2 separate regions of the Homo sapiens genome follow, and region 2 is linked to region 1. Evidence: chromatin loops called from intact Hi-C (ENCODE). Cell type or tissue: GM12878. All regions are shown on one strand. Links, peaks and the distances in the headings refer to the core of each region. The heading gives the core; the rest is flanking DNA. Region 1 overlaps FAM107B (family with sequence similarity 107 member B). Region 2 has its middle 62 kb from the start of MIR1265.

The links. Peaks named below come from ENCODE experiments on the same cell type or tissue, not always from the same donor. Only the 100,000 strongest peaks of a DNase experiment are listed, where the experiment ranks them.
Region 2: a loop joins it to region 1, with 3.0 times the contacts of the local background. A loop is called at or near these places in 3 of 110 quality-filtered maps.

Annotation. Positions count from the first base shown.
Region 1 is chr10:14,644,222-14,652,917 of GRCh38, forward strand. All of the region lies in intron 2 of FAM107B (family with sequence similarity 107 member B), which reads right to left. It overlaps LOC105376429 (a long non-coding RNA gene), which reads left to right and starts at 8,526. Exons shown (of 5, transcript XR_930691.4): 1 at 8,526-8,612. RefSeq lists enhancers at 1,104-1,253, 3,771-3,940, 4,444-5,643, 4,471-4,971. In GM12878, for the core only: no CTCF peak of the experiment used is centred there; DNase peaks (open chromatin) are centred at 1,210, 3,650 and 4,060; H3K4me3 peaks cover 831 bases; H3K27ac peaks cover 2,962 bases.
Region 2 is chr10:14,493,959-14,502,654 of GRCh38, forward strand. No RefSeq gene overlaps it. Among named protein-coding and RNA genes, the nearest start is that of MIR1265, 62 kb to the left of the region's middle. In GM12878, for the core only: a CTCF peak has its summit at 5,146 (motif pointing right); no DNase peak of the experiment used is centred there.

The sequences.
Region 1 (8,696 bases), core at 400-8,399:
AAATGCTTACTATATTCCAGGCACTCTTCTCATTTAATTCCCTATTTAACCCTTTACTATATTCCATATATTACATTGTGTTATCTTCACACCTAGCTGATGAGGTAGGTCATTTATCTATTTCTATCTATTGTATAGATAAAGACATTTCCCAAAGTCAAACAACAAACCAGAGGTTGAGCTGGGATTTGCATCCAGCACGGCTCATGTTGTTCTTTCATGCGTATGCTGCCTGCCCTGCTAAGTAAGACCCATTACACCATGTACATTTGTACATTAACAGAAATAAATAATACAGATATGTCTGATGTTCTCCTCTGCACTAGAACTCAGAAAATGTGAAAATATCATCTTGGTTTTGCTTCTCATTTGCCATATGGCATTAACATATCACTTAATTTCTCTATGACTCAATTTCTTTACCCATAAAGTGAAAATTCTATCTGTCCCATCCTATGGCAAGGCATTTTAATGGCAGGTCCAAATAAAATGATTGCAAAAGCATTATGAAGAATGCCACACAAATGCAAGTATTGGTATGAGTGTGCTTACTACAAAACACAAAAACCATCCTCCTTTTTGTGCATCGGACAGGAGAGGTCTTTCTTAGATGCTTCCTCTGTCCCATCATCTTCGTGGCCAGCTGCACAAAGCAGGTAATAAATTGCCTCCTAATTATAAGAAGGGATATACATAGCATATCTGGTCTAGTAGGTGCTCAATAAATATTAACTTCCTTACTTTGCATGAATGGGCATAGGAGTCAAAGCCTGGTCCCAACCTGCTCACCAAGTGTCACGGGGAATCCATTTCCAGGATTCTAAAAATAATAATCAGCCATTATCTTTCTTGAATGTGATTTGATTCAAAATGGAAAATACTGAGTGTGGTAGGGAGAGGAAACTATGCCTGAGGAACCACTTAGTTACAACAGGGCCCCAGCTTTGTGATTCAGGACATGCTGCTGGAGAAATGTAGTTCTTTTCATGGGCAGGACCTGACTGTCCTTTCTGCCCAAGGGTGCAATTCACTTATTTGGCTACAAAAAGCTCCTTTACTGCCTGTCTCGCATTCTCCACTTTATAAATCTTCCAGGGGTGTCAACTGCTCAGAAGGCAGTGGCTATTTTAGTAAGTCTGAAATGATCCCCAAGGGCTTGTCACCTGTATACACCAAGAATGGCTTTTAGGTTTCCGTTTCCCGTTCGTCTAAGCAAGCCTGAGAAAGAACACACTGTGGCTGTCTGATTCAGATGGTCCTTTCTTCCCCCACATCTCCATTCATTTATAACTCATTCTTTCTGGTTCACTGTGACTGTGATTGTAACTGAGCACAGGACCCTGGAGAGACTCCTCAGCTTGTAGGGGGATGTGGCTGTTAAAGAGAGAACCTCTCTCCCAGAGGGCTTGGCTACTGAGACGTATTTTTCTTCCTTTCTCTTTTACAAGTGGAAAATAATGCCTGGGAGGAAAATGAGACAAACAGCGGCAATTCCAATTTCACCTAAGCTAGGATTTATTTTATTTTTTTTACTATTCCCAGCTCCCAGATAAATTCTCTCCCTGATTTCTGTTATATGTCACTTTGGCTGACATATGTCAAGTTCTTAACATTGATGAAAAATAACCCATTGGGTGGAAATGAATATCATGACACAGAGGTGATTTTACAGTTTTGTTGTTTTAATGAATGAAAGGTTAACAATAAGAATTGGACTAATAGTGTTGGAAACAAGCCCTCGATTTATCTGCAGAACAGACCCAAACTTCTCAGCTCTCCTCCCTCCTCTCCAGTTGACCACTCTGCAAGGTTGGTTACTCTAAAACTCCACCAGTGTCCTCTCGGGGAAGAGGTGATAGGTGATTAAACAGATTGTCCGTAATGCATGGCTTATCTTTCTTTAGGCTGTGATCTTGCTTGACAGTCATTAGTTACATGTGTATGCATCTTACCCACTTAAAAAAATGTTTTTTTTATTTCAATAGCTTTAGAGGTACAAGCGGTTTTTGGTGACATAGATGAATTATATAGTGAGGGAGTCTGGGCCTTTAGTGTACCTGTCACCCAAATAGTGTACATTGTACCTAATAGGGAATTTTTCATTCCTCACCCCCGTCCACCCTCCCTCCTCCTGAGTCTCCAGTGTCCACTGTACCACTCTGTATGCCCATCGCTTAGCTCCCATTTAGGAGTGAGAACATGCAGTATTTGGTTTTCCATTCCTGAGTTACTTCACTTAGGATAATGGCCTCCAGCTCCATCAAAGTTGCCCAAAAGACATTTATTCTTTTTTATAGCTGAGGCGTATTCCATAGCATATAAATGCCACATTTTCTTTATCCACTCATTGCTTGATGGGCACTTAGGTTGATTGCATGTCTTTGCAATTGTGAATTGTGCTGCAATACACATATGAGTGCAAGGTGTTGATATAATGACTTCTTTTCCTTTGGGTGGGTACCCAGCAGTGGGACTGCTGGGTCAAATAGTAGATCTACTCTTAGTTCCTTGAGAGCTCGCCATACTGTTTTCCATTGAGGTTGTACTGATTTACCTTCCATTTTCTCCTTTTTTTTTTTTTTTTTTTTTTGAGACGGAGTCTCACTCTGTCACCCAGGCTGGAGTGCAGTGGCACAATCTCTGCTCACTGCAAGCTCCGCCTCCTGGATTCACGCCATTCTCCTGCCTCAGTCTCCCAAGTAGCTGGGACTATAGGCACCCACCACCAGGCCTGGCTAATTTTTTTGTATTTTTAGTAGAGACGGGGTTTCACCGTGTTAGCCAGGATAGTCTTGATCTCCTGACCTCGTGATCCGCCTGCCTCGGCCTCCCAAAGTGCTGGGATTACAAGTGTGAGCCACTGTGCCCGGCTCCATTTTCTCCTCTTTTAAATGGAGAACTTCCTAAGATGGGCCATTCACGTTTTTCCCACAGAAAGTCTTCCACATAGCAGACACTCAATTATAATTACAAATATTTGTTGGTTGAATGAATGAAGGAAAGAAAATATTTTAAAAGGTACAGACAAGAAGAATTCCGGGAGCTGTGAGGCTCAATTTAGTTGTATGCTGTCATTCATCACCACAGTCTTGGCCAGATTTTCAGTGCTACAAATCGATACTAACCAACTGGTAGGCAGAGACGTATAACCATCTCCTATAAAATTGCTAATTCAGTCTGGGTGCAGTGGCTCAGGCCTGTAGTCCCAGCACTTTGGGAGGCCAAGGTGGGTGGATCACTTGAGGTCAGGAGTTTGAAGCCAGCCTGACCAACTTGGTGAAACCCCGTCTCTACTAAAAAAAGTACAAAAAAATTAGCCAGGCATGGTGGTGGGTGACTGTAGTCCCAGCTACTCGGGAGGCTGAGGCAGGAGGAATCACTTGAACCTGGGAGGCGGAGGTTGCAGAGGAGCCAAGATCGTGCCATTGCACTCCAACCTGGGTGACAAAGTTAGACTCCATCTCAAAAAAAAAAAAAAAAAAAGATTGCTAATTCAAACAGTAATATGGATTGCTGTTTGAAAATGAAACAAGGCATTTGCAGTCAACAATTCTGGACTCATCTCAGAGTTATATGCCATGGTCTGTACCAATGACCAATGCTCTCAGTAAGGGCTGTCTCCAGATGCCAAGGCAATGCGGTAAACACCCTCTAATATTGCCCCAACCAACTCATATATTCAAATATGTATTGAGATGCTGACACAGTTAAGGAAGGCAGAATTTGTTAAGTCTTCTGCGGAGAAACTGAAAAAATGGAGTGAGAATCCATTTTTAGCGGAAAAAAAAAAAGGCGATATAAAACATTTTCTTAAGAGGTTTAGCATATTTGAAAAGACGTGCCAAAAAAAAAAAGTATTCTTTTACTAATTCAATTAAAATGATCTCAGTCACTTCGGTATTTTCCATTTCTGGTCAAAATCTAGACAACAAAGAAGGAAGTGTCATCTGAGGTAATTATGGTCTAACCAGGAGCAAAATAGGCCCCAGGCCTCACAAGGAAGCTTGACTGAAAGAGGAACTTTGACTTAGTAAAACCGAACTGCTGGGGTCGAACTGACCAGCCCTAATTTGGAGCAGGTGCAATCACTCTGGCCATTTGCTGACAGGCAGCATGAACGAGGGGAAACAAAAAGCCCGGAGAAGTACTGAGTGCTAAGAGGCTTTCAGAGGCGCCTGTTGCTAGGGAACCACTTCCTCTGTGTTCATACCCAGCGAACTCAAGCTATTCAGATATCACTGGAATAATCTCTCTCAGGCTCCGAGGGGAAAAGAAACAGCTCTCAAAGCTCAGACGTCATGGTAACACTGGGAAAAGCCCAGCTTTTCCAGCAGACACCGAAGAGCCAATGATACCAGGAGAAAACCAGAAGTGAATGGGCATCTTGTGTTTTATTGAGACACAGAGGACAGGCACCTTCTGCCTGACCCCACCCAGGTGCGTCGGTGGCAAACAGTGACACACCCACAACCCACATGTAATTTTACTATCAGTTCTTTGAGAATGAGATACTGTTCTCTTCATCTTCAGAACCCACGTCATCTAGCCCAGTACTTTCCACACCATTCTCCAAGTTGGTTTAATTCAAGTTCTTCATTCCATAAATATTTATCGAGGACTTGGTTCTATGTGCACTGCATGGATGCTATGATAGAGATTAAAAAAGACACAGAGACAATTCCCCTAAAGAAGCTTCCTGGTCTTAGAAACACAAACGAGGATGAGGTTTGTCTACAAATAATGGTAACACAATGGCAGTATAAACAACATGGTAGGTTTCATTCGTAAGCCAAATATAAAATTCTAAGCCCCACAACCAGCTGAATGGACCTCTCCTCTTGGCCAAGGGCATTCTAAAATAAGCACACCAGTTCAGGCCATGATGGGAATGCATGATCAGACATGCCTCAGTTTATATTGCTCCCTTTGGAATTCAGGCACTGCTGACTAACATTAGCATTAAAACAGAGACCATAAGACTGACAAAACAGACTCTGCGTAGCAATAAGATAACCACATGACAGACAGCAGGACCTGAAAGAAATCAAGATATTTTATCCCAAAATACATTTCTTTGACACATTTTGAAATGGCACTGCAAAGCTGTCTCTTGTGGGGAAAACCTATGTTTTATAGAGAATTCCCTTTCCTTTCCAGGTCTTTTTTCTGATCTAGGAGAGAATTAACTAAGAGTCTGGCACCTTTTAAAGTCTGTTAAGAAACATTTACCATCTAGTCTCTCTGAAGCCTGCTATCTGGAGGCTTCATCTACATAATAAGAACCTTAGTCTCCACAACTTCTTATCTTAACCCAGACACTCCCTTCTATTGATTCCACATCTTTAGATAATCACTTAACACTTTCAAGCACTTGCCAATCAGAAAATCTTTGAATCCACCTGTGACCTGGACACCCCCCACTTCGAGTTGTCCCACCTTTTCCAGACTGAACCAATGTACATCTTACCTGTATTAATTTATGTCTTATGTTTCCTTAAAGTGTATAAAACCAAGCTGTAGTCTGACCACCTGGGCACATGTTCTTAGGATCTCCTGGGGCTGTGTCACAGGCCATGGTCACTCATATTTGGCTCGGAATACATCTCTTCAAATTTTTTATAGAGTTTGACTCTTTTCATTGGCACATTGTTTGACCATTACACATAATAAGGGCCAGTGGGCACTCAGTGCAGAGTTAGTATTGCTGCTCTTCAGTCATCAGAGATGCAGGCATGTCCTGTGCGTTTCCTCCAGTATCCTTAACACATGGTTTCATCTCTTGGGTCAACACCTGGTCCGAGGTGGCTGCCATAGTATCCTGTCAATGTCCCAGATAGGAAGAAGGAGGAAGGACGTGCTCCCTGGAGGAAGCTTTCCAGAAGCCCCACTTTTGTCAATGCTACATTTGAGGTCTTCCTAGCAAAAGCATGAAAGCCTCTTCACCTGCATTATTGTTTTGGGTTGTAAAATCAGTCTTATTCGCATACAGTTTTTTTTTTTCATTAGGAAGGTTATATAAGCTCATTACAGAAAATTTGGAAAATAAACGAATTCATTCTTAACTCTGATTTTTTTTTTCTTTTGCCATTGAGATGGAGTCTTGCTCTGTCACCCAGGCTGGAGTGCAGGAGTGCAGTGGCATGATGATCTGCCTCCCAGCTTCAAGCAATTCTCCCACCTCAGCTTCCCTAGTAGCTGGGATTACAGGTACCCACCACCATGCCTGGCTCATTTTTGTATTTTAAGTAGAGATGGGGTTTCACCATGTTGGCCAGGCTGGTCTCGAACTCCCGACCTGAGGTAATCCTCCCACCCTGGCCTCCCAAAGTGCTGGGATTACAGGCATGAGCCACCGCGCCCGGCCTCTCGATACTTATTTAAGAGTAACAAATACTTATTGCTTACGTATTGTGCTACGTATTGAGCATTCTGGTTTAGTTCCTCCATTCCATAAAACTATGCATCAGTTGTTGTGTTCTGTACTTACAGTTATGGTAAACATTTTTATATCCTACTTCTTTCTACACAGCATTAAATCATTAGCTTTCTTTCTATTTTGTTATATCACTAAATTTCAAGAAGTCGTATATGCTCATAGTAAAAGTAAAAATAATATTTTTTAAAAACTCAACCATATTCCCTTGCTCTTATGCTTACAATGCACTCTACTCCAATTTTAGGATAAGTTCAGCGTTAAGTGTTAATGATAGTGAAGGAAACTTCTAGCGTCTGAGCTACATCCCAGAGTTCCCCAGTAGGATGAAACTCCAGTCACCAAAAATGATACTCTTCCTAATAAGCAATGCTTTATTGGCCTCTTTCTACTACTGACGCTTCCTGAGACAACCTCCAAATTAAGCAAGCTGTACTAGAATCCTTGTCTCAGGGTCTACTTCTGGGGGAACCAAATTAAGACACCACTTGACAACTTTAGCTAGTATATCATTGGCCAGCCCTATCTATAAGGAGCCTGGGAAATATTGTTTTAGAGCTTGGGCTATAACTGCACTTGACAATATTAGGATTCTCTGGCTAAAGAATATGAATATTGGATAAACATCTGGCCATCTCTGCCATGTGTGGATAAGATATATCCACACATGGCTGGGCGCAGTGGCTCACGCCTATAATCCCAGCACTTTGGGAGGCTGAGGCGGGCAGATCACCTGAGGTCGGGAGTTCGAGGCCAGCCTGACCAACATGGAGAGACCCCGTCACTACTAAAAATACAAAATGAGCCAGGCGTGGTGGTGCATGCCTGTAATCCCAGCTACTTAGGAGGCTGAGGCAAAATTGCTTGAACCTGGGAAGCAGAGGTTGCAGTGAGCTGGGATCGCGCCATTGCACTCCAGCCTGTGCAACAAGAGTGAAACCCCGTCTCAAAAAACAAAACAAAACAGATATATCCACACATAACCGTAAATTATGAGCCATAAGAAGGGGACTGGGGAGATTACTTTTTTGTAGGTACTTAATGACTTCCTTGAGACTGTAGAATTTGACTTGCACCCTCAAGGCTAGGTGGGATTTTAATAGGCGAATAGATAATCTGACGGTGTGTAGGGTTTATAAGAACAGGTAAAGCCTGGACACAGAAAGACAAGTTAGGAGATGATGAAAATGGTTTGGGTGTAAGAGAATAATAACCCAAACCAGAGTGTGATACCAAGACTGGAAAATTAGGAATATGTGTGAGAAATACAGCAAAGGAACTCAATAAGATTCATACAGAGGTGAAGTGGAAAGAAGGAATCCAACATGACCTTGAAGCTTGAAGCCAGGATGGAGGGTAGCACCATAAACAGAAGTTGTACAGTCGGAGAGAAGGGCCAAGTTCGAGGGATGTTTGTTGTCTTTGATTCTACCAGAGTTAAACATAATGTTTTGATGGAGTGAAGTCAGATCTAAAACATAGATATTCAACTTCAAATGTTAAAAAAAAAAAGCAGTGACTCTTATTTCTATACTTCATCTCAATCAAAGCATGACTTTCTATGCACATGGAAAATTCCATGAGCTCACCCTCCTGCAGAGCTCCTTCCTGACAGAAACCAGGAGGGTTAGGCTTTCTAAAGAGCACCAGATCCCAGATCCCTGCTGATAAACTCACTAAGTCAGAAAGATACAAAATCAACCCTCTCACTATAGAGAGAAATTCTCAACTCTGTCCAGATACGTATTGGTTTTTGCAGAGCTGCGGAAATAACGAAAATATAGGGGTTTGGACTCAACCAGGCCTGGACTGAGTCCTGGCTCCAGCTCTTTCTTGCCATGCAACCTTGGTTAAATTAACTTTTAAAGCTTGAGTTTTCTTACCTGCAAAGGGGAGAAAATATAGTACTACTTTCTAGGGCTGTTAAGAGAATTAAGTAAAAAATCCATGTAAAGCACTTAGCATGGCACGTTATGCATTGTTCTAAGTGTTCTAAGAACACTACTTAGAAAATGTTAGCATTGTTATTGCTATAGTATCAAGGGTAGCGTGGATACCAGACGTTTTGTGTTCAGTTGTGAGAAAAGACTATTTAAGGTAATACGCTCCTGAATGTGCTAAAATCAAATACCGCAGCTGGACCAGATTAACTCAGGACACCACCAGTGGACTAGAATTGGTAGGAAACTGAGAAAGTTATAGTCATCCGAAGGAGTTAATGCAATTATCCATTTTCTTTAAGCCCTTTCAGGTTGTTGGGAGA
Region 2 (8,696 bases), core at 563-8,562, 150 kb before region 1:
AATGGAGAAACTTTCGAGGACTTATGAAACCTTTTCCTTATCTTTTTTATAAGGAAACTGTATATATCTATTGCTGTTTACTCCTTTAAAAATATTTTTAAAATTATTTTTATTTTATATATTTGAGGTGTACAACATGATATTTTGATATACATATTCATAGTGAAAGGACTATTTACAGGCAAGAAAATTATCCTATTCATCACATTCCATTGTTACTCTGCGTGTGAGAGAGAAAGAGTACCTAAAATCTCTCTTGGCAAATGTTCAGTATACAATACAGTGTTATTAACTACATCCTCATTCTTCACGTTAGTTCTCTAGACATTTTCATTCTACCAAACTGCAAATTTGTAGCCTTGGACCTACTTCTCGCCAATTTCTTTTCCTCTTTACCCCTAATAACTACTATTAGACTCTCTGTTTCTATTTATTTGACTTTTTAAATGCTTTTTAGTGCTATTCTGGTATCTTTTTTAAATTAATAAACTTTATTTTTTAGAGTGGTTTTAGGTTCACAGAAAAAAAAAAAAAGGCAACTCTTTCATTTCATTTTCCAAATGTTTGTTGCCAGTATATAAAAAGACAATAGATTTTCTTATATTGGTATTATACCCATAATCCTGATAAACTTTTTATTAAATCTAATAAGTTTTATACAAATTTGTTTCTATTTCCTATATATACATCATGACATCTACAAATAATAACAATTTTGTTTCTTTACAATCCTTATACTTTTATTTTTCTTGCCTTACTGTACTTTCTAAGACCTCCATTATAATGATTATTAGAGATCTCAGCCAGGCACGGTGACTCAGGCCTGTCATCCCAGCAGTTTGGGAGGCCAAGGTGAGAGGACTGCTTGAGCCCAGGAGTTCAAGACAAGTCTAGGCAACATGGGGAAATCCCATCTCCACAAAAAAGACAAAAGTAGCCAGGTGTGGTGGTGCACGCCCGGTTGTCAGCTACTCTGGAGGCTGAGGTGGGAGGATTGCTTGAGCCCAGAGATTGCAATGAGCCAAGATCACATCACCACACTCCAGCCTGGGCAACAGAGTGAGACCCACTCTCAAAAAAAAAAAAAAAAAAGAAAGAAAGAAAGAAAAAGAAAAGAAAAAAGATTGTTAGGACCCTTCCATCATTATTCATCTAAAAAGAAATATTTTCACCTTTTCACCATTAAGAATGACAACTGTGGCAGAATTTATGATTTGTTTTGTTTTGTTTATTTTTTAGGTATAAGTTATGTTAAGTGAATTAGTTTGAGAAGGATTTTATTAAAAATCACATGTGATATTGAATTTTATTAAATATTTGTCTATATCTATTGAAATAATCATATAATTTTTCTCCCTTAATCAAATACTTTAGAAAATTACGTTAACTGATGCTCAAAGTCACGCTAGCCTTGCATTCCTGGAATACACAGACTTCATTATGATCATCCCTTTGAGATGTTGCTGGATTTGGTTTGGCAATATATTGCCTAGAATTCTTGCATTCATGATCCTAAGTGTGGTCAGCCAGTAATTTTCCTGTCTTCTACTATCCTTGGTAGGTTTTGGCATCAAGATTTTGGAAGCCTCAAATTGAGGTGAGGAGTGTTTCCTCTCCTGCTGTACTCAAGAATAGTTTGTGAAAAATTGGAATTATTTTTTCTGGACTTTCTGGTAGAACCTGCCTTTGAAACTACCTTTGCCTAGACTTTTAAGATTGTTTTTGACTACTGTTTGATCTCTTTGAAGCATATATTATGTTTTTAAATTTTGGGTTTGTAATGTTATATTTACTCCCTGACTACAAATTATCTCATATAAAAAAAATTTTCATTAGCAGCTAAAAGAACACCACAGGAGGGCCTTAAGCTTCAAGCTTTTGAATGTAGAATTTTTGTTCAGGAGAATCACAGGAGCGATGAGCTAGCTCTGTCCAGAATTGAAAGCAGGTGATGACCAAAAAAAGAAAGAAGCCAGAGAACAAGGAAGATAGTTTCCAATGTTATTGATTGTATAAATCTCAGTTCATCATCCCAAAGAAAAAAAGATTTCATGCTCCACCTACCTAACTCATCTACCAAAAAGAGAGAATCGCCCATCACTAGGCTCTTCTTTTTAACTTACTTCTGGGCAACGCAACCCCTTTTTTCTTCTCTGCATTTATTTGATTTTAAATTGCATGAGCAATTTACATTAATATTTCTCTGTAGCATTCACAGTTTTCTGCTGGATTGGTCCAGGTCCAATTTATAAGCATGGAAACTGATTTCCAAAATCAATTAAGTGGCTCCAAGGAATGAGACTGCAGAGCCAAGATGCGAATCTGAGAATCCTAGGATTGGAAGGGACCTCAGAAATCATTTGGTGGCTTTTGTTGTACCATTGAGAAGGTCAATAGGGAACAGCCAGTGAGGGACAGAGCCCCAGCCAGAATCAAGGGTTTGACTGCTAGGTCAGCTTCCATTACCCGGAGAGATTTGCCCCCAATAGGAGTCACTTCACTGTTGCTTTTTAAAGATCTTTAAGGAGGGAAATGCTTGCTTTTGTGCAAAGTGTGCATAGTGATAGTTTACAGTTTCAAATCTCTAAGTCAATAACAGGAACATTTCCCCATATAGTGACCCTTGGTTGAAAAGGCAAGTTCAACCACTGTGGAAGACACTATGACGAGTCCTCAAAGATTTAGAACCAGAAATCTCATTTGACCCAGCAGTCCCATTACTGGGTATATACCCAAAGGAATATAAATCATTCTATTATAAAGACACATGCACACGTATGTTCATTGCAGCACTATTCACAGTAGCAAAGACATGAAATCAACCCAAATTCCCATCCATGATAGACTGGATAAAGAAAATGCAGTACATATACACCATGGAATACTATGCAGCCATAGAAAGGAATGAGATCATGTCTTTTGCAGGGACATGGATGAAGCTGGAAGCCATTATCCTCAGCAAACTAACGCAGGAACAGAAAACCAAACACCGCTTGTTCTCACTTTTAAGTGGGCACTGAACAATGAGAACACATGGACAGTGAGAGGAACAACACACACTGGGGCCTGTCGGGGGAGGCTGGGGAGGGGAGAGCATTCAGAAAAATAGCTAATGCATGCTGGGCTTAATACCTAGGTGATGGATTGATAGGTGCAGCAAACCATCGTGGCATGTGTTTACCTATGTAGCTACACATCCTCCACATGTATCCCAGAATTTAAAATTAAATTGAATTTAAAATTAAATTATATTAAAAAGAAAAGGCAGAAGCAATTATTAGTTAGCAGAGAAAGTGGCCTAAAATCACAAAGAAGAAAACGCTTGTGCATAAATGAATACTTCATACTCTAAATCTGTTTACATTTTATGAAGAACTTTTCAAAGGATCTGCTGGCTCATGTTTCTCTGATGTTTTATAGTTTACAGAGCAGTTTCTCCTGTGCTGTTTCATTTACTACAATTCAGCAAACCTTTATTTAGTTGAGACGGCTGCAGCTGTTTACCAAGGCCCTTGCCATGTGTGCAGGGAGACAAACATGTATACAACCTCTATCGTGCCTGACAGGCATGACACTTTCGAATGAGGCTTCCAGCACTGGCAGTGGGAAAGCAGTTGCACCACGTGGGTGTCAGGAGCAGTCTCACGGGCAGGATGCTTGAGTCAGCTCATCTGCAATTGGTGAGATTTCACCAGGAGGCCATGAAAAGGCCGACCCACCAGATGCGAAGGGAGGGAAGGTGCTGCATTGCCCGGGAGGAAGCAGCATGGCAGTGTGGCCGAGTGGGTAAAGGCGCGGGCTCCATAGTCAGAGACCTGGGTTTCAGTTCCAGGCTGCTATTTTTTTTTTTTTTTTTTTTTTTGAGACGGAGTCTCGCTCTGTCGCCCAGGCTGGAGTGCAGTGGCGCGATCCCGGCTCACTGCAAGCTCCAAATTCCGGGCTGCTATGTACTAGTTGTGTGACCTTAGACATATTCCTTTACTTCTCTCTGCCTCAGTTTCCCTGTAGATAAATGGGGGAGGGGTAATAACACAACATCACTCTTAAGATGAATATGCAAATTGATCTATAAAGCACTGAGCAAAATACTTGGCACATGGTAAATGTTACCTGTTGTTGTATCAGAAAACCATAAGTAGCTTGAGGAAGCTGGCTGGCGTGATTGGTACCGTAGCTTCCATGACAGAGCAATTGAACCTTATGGTATTGACAAGGAAGAAAGTTTCTCTGCAAGTTGGTAAGAGGCTCAGATTTGTGTTTTAGGAAAGAACTGGCCTATTATGAAAGGAGAGCGATTGGAAGCAAGGAATGGAGGAGGTGGGACTTCTATTAGTCACTGTGAGAAATGGCTTCATGCTTTGTCCATTGTGTGTGTGTGTTCATGCAAGTGCACGGGTGTGTGTGAGTGTGTGATTTCTATTTTCCCCATAGAATGTCATCTCCCCCATGGCAGGAGCCCTGGCTTCCTTACACTCCCAGGGCTCCTGCGCCTGGTACCCATGTGCTGGATGAATGAATGTGTGAAACTGCAATTCTCGCAATACTTGACCGTGGGCAGGAGCGGGACGGCGAGTAGGTTTTACAGATGAGGAAAACCACACCAGGAGTCTCCATGACTTCCTCACTGCCCTCACAGTAAGAGGCAGCACTGGGCCTAGAAAAGGGGACTTTTTACTCTTTGTGCCTGAACCTATCATATCAAACTGAGAGGTGTAATCATAATGCTTACTGCTCATGATTTGAACTAGTTCACCTCAGACCAAGAACAGAATATTAGAACTCAATAAATTAATAAACAAATTATAATTATTGTTTTTATAGCGATGGAATGGAGTCTCACTATGTTGCCCAGACTGGTCTCAAATTCCTGGGCTCAAGCCATCCTCCCACCTCAGCCTCCCAAAGTGCTTGAATTATAGGTGTGAGCCAACACGCTTAGCTAACTTTTTAAATTTTTTGTAGAGATGGGAAGGGAGTGGGGGGGGTCTTGCTATGTTCTCCAGGCTGGTCTCGAACTTCTGGCCTCAAGCAACCCTCCCGCCTTAGCCTCCCAAAGTGCTGGGATTACAGGCATGAGCCACTGTGCCCAGCCTATGAATTGCGATTCTAATTTTAAAAACTAAGACGTTCTGCTGGTGCACACTAGATGGCAGCAACGCGCATCATTTTAAGGACGGTGAAAGTAGCGGCCGCATCCCTTGGTAGGGTCTGTATAGCCCTGGCCCTCGGCTAGGGCTGGGTTTTATTATTTCATGTAAGCTTCCCAACCTCTCAGTATTGCAGATACTTAGCAGAAAGGATTAAGTCCCGAGTTGCCGAAGCCTAACGTCACCAACCTTGCTATTGCCAAGAGCAGGCATGGAAAGGTTTTCCTTCCTCTCTGGAGGCCAGCAATTGACTATCTTGCCCAGTCATAAAAGAAGACACTTAGGAGAAGCCTTGATTCCTAGAAACGGCTGAATTAGGCGTTCTTGCTGCAGGGACAAAGGCTTCCTCCGGGCCTTAGAACGGGCCGAGAAAACCTACCATCTGCCTTCCTCGCCGGGAAGGCACCTTGACTTTGGCTGGGCTGGGCCAGCCCTGGACACACTGATGACAAGCGACGCCTGCCAGTGCCCAGCTCCCTCTTTCCAGGCCCTGTCATTTAATGGCAAATATTTATTGAGGGCCTACTATGCGCCAGGCCTTATGTCCCAGCCTCCAACCCCACATGCTTCACCCCCACACTGTCTGTCACTGACCATCCTCCTGTCCCAGGCTCCTCATGGCTCCTGACTGGCTTCCCCACCGCCTGGTCCCACTTCTCCGTTGCCAAGCCAAAAGGGGTTGTCCCAGCTGTACCCAATGCTTGAGGATGTATTAAGGTATCTCTGCCAGGTAGAAAAGGGTAAATGCGTTGTCTTTCCCCAGACAACAGCATGTTGAAATTTTACCGCTACACAGTGGTTGGGACTTTAAAGGTTAATGCAGGGCTGGGCGCAGTGGCTTATGCCTGTAATCCCAGCACTTTGGGAGGCCCAGGGGGGTGGATCACCTGAGGTCAGAAGTTTGAGACCAGCCTGGCCAATAAGGTGAAACCCCGTATCTACTAAAAATACAAAAATTAGCCAGGCATGGTGGCATGGTGGCACATGCCTGTAATCCCAGCTACTTGGGAGGCTGAGGCAGGAGAATCGCTTGAACCTGGGAGGCAGAGGTTGCAGTGAGCTGAGATCGTGCCATTGCACTCCAGCCTGGGCAACAAGAGTGAAACTCCGTCTCAAAAAAAAAAAAAGGTTAACACGGTAGGATTTTAGAAGAGGCATTTGAGGGCAGCTGGACGTTATGGCTTCAAATCATACCACGTGGTGAGGGGTTGTATCTAGGATGGCCCTGGCCCTGCACGTTGGGTGTGTGAGCAACACTGCAGCCACTCTGCCCCACCCCAGAGCCTGTGACTGAGCCTGGACTTCCTGAACTTCATAAATAAGTGTAGATAACAAATATAAACAAAAGAACAGCAATCATCATCATCACTAATGTTTACTAAGCACTTTACATGAATCTCCTCTAACACTTTTTTTTTTCAACAGGACATCTCCCTCTGACACCCAGGCTGGAGTGCAGTGGTGCAATCGTGGCTCACTGCAGCCTCAACTTCCTGGACTCAAGCAATCCTCCCACCTCATCCTCTCAAGTGGCTGGGACTACAGGCCGGTGCCACCACATCTGGCTAAATTTTTTTTATTTTTTGTAGAGACAGGGTCTCACTATGTTGCCCAGGCTGGTCTGGAACTCCTGGCCTCAAGTGATCCTCTCATCTCGGCCTCCCAAAGTGCTGAGATTGCAGGCATAAGCCACTATACCTACCCTACTCCTTTAACTCTTACAACGGCTCAATGAGGCAAACAAAATCATTATGCCCATTTTATTTTACTTTTTATTTTTTGAGATGGAGTCTTGCCCTGTTGTCCAGGCTGGAGTTAAATGGTGCAATCTCGGCTCACTACAACCTCTGCCCCCTGGGTTCAAGTGATTCTTGTGTCTCAGCCTCCTGAATAGCTGGGATTACAGGCGCGTAACATTATGCCTGGCTACTTGTTGTATTTTTAGTAGAGACGGGGTTTCGCCCTGTTGGCCAGGCTGGCTTCGAACTCCTGACCTCAAGTGATCCACCTGCCTCGGCCTCCCAAAGTACTGGGATTACAGATGTGAGCAACCATGCCTGGTCAGTTACGCCCATTTTACAGATGAGAAAACTGGGGCCAAAGCATTTATTTTCCCAGAATCACAAAGCTAGAAAGCGATGGGACTATGATTCAAATCCAAGTTCTCTGATTCCAGAGCCTGTGCTCCTTATTCTATTGCCCACTCAATTTTTCCCCCAAAATCCAAGCCAACATCCAATGTGAATTCCATCTGACCTTGGTTATGGAAAGCAGCCCCCTCCCCGACACCCCCCCCACCCCTGCTCCCACACACACAGCCATTCTATTGAAGGAGACTAGCCCCAGATGCCCCCTGGCTTCTTGCTGTCAGTAGTGAGAATTAGTCCAACAGTTGGAGAAAAGAAGCCACCGATAACTGAGAGTTGGCTATTGCCTTCGTTCTCTGCATTTTGCTCTTGTAAAAAGCAATGTGTGTGTGTGGAGCCTCTAAGTATGTCCATATGGTGACATAGACAAGACCGCGGTACTTGCTTGTGACAACTGGATCTGACCTTCCCTGGAACTCTTAGGAAAATGTAAATTGCTCTTTCGTGGCCCCAACAGCACATTTTGTACCCACTTTGGTCAAGGTCACTATACAAGGAGGATCCTGGCATGCTGGGAACACTTGCTTACCTTGGGGCCTCCCAAGAATCAGCCCATGGATGGAGACTCTGCCCTACTCACTTTTTATTCTCATGCCGACTAGCACAAGGCAGGTACTCGATGTGTGTCAGTTGACACAAAATAAAGTGAGCATGTCCTAGGGAGGTGAGACAATGGGAAAAGGTGGGTCTCCTCTTGACTCTCATCACCCTTGCTGCCTGGGGTTCCTGTTCCTCCACCTCACTTCCCTGGGGCCTCCCAGTCTGTCTTGCCTCATTGTTCTGTCCCAGGGAGAGAGGGGTGACAATGTCCTAGAGCCAAAGCCATCCCGTGCAAAATCAGGTAGGAGGAAAGTACATACAGTGCTACCCAAAGGGCCAGCCCAGCCTGGAGGAATATGATGCTTTGGGGAGGTACCTGGGGATCCTGTATAGGCAACATAAGCCATGATGGAAAATAAAGTAATACAAGCAGTAACCTCCAAGACAGAAAATTGATTCATTAGTGCCTCTAGTTTGCATGACTATGGAAAAGAACCCTCCCGGCTGAATAACCAGTTATGATCAGCAGTTAAGACCTCTCTTTTGTTTTGTTTGTAAGAAGACCTCTCTTTTGTTTTGTTTTGTTTGTAAGAAGAAGAGAAGAAAGAGAGGAGGGAAGAGAGGGAGGGCAAGTCAATGAGTTGTGCTGAGGATGAGAGGAGAGATTTATCTTTAAGACTAATAGCTTGTCAATGAGAGCTAGCCTGCCTTTGAGCAGCAGCAATAGCCTGCCTTTGAGATCAGCCAAGTCCCTATTATATATTAAATTCCCTTGCCTGAAAAATAAATTGTGGAAGAAAAAGGGAAATTATGTACATTCCATTTTATGGGAATCAGACTTGTCCGTGATCTTCCCGTCTGT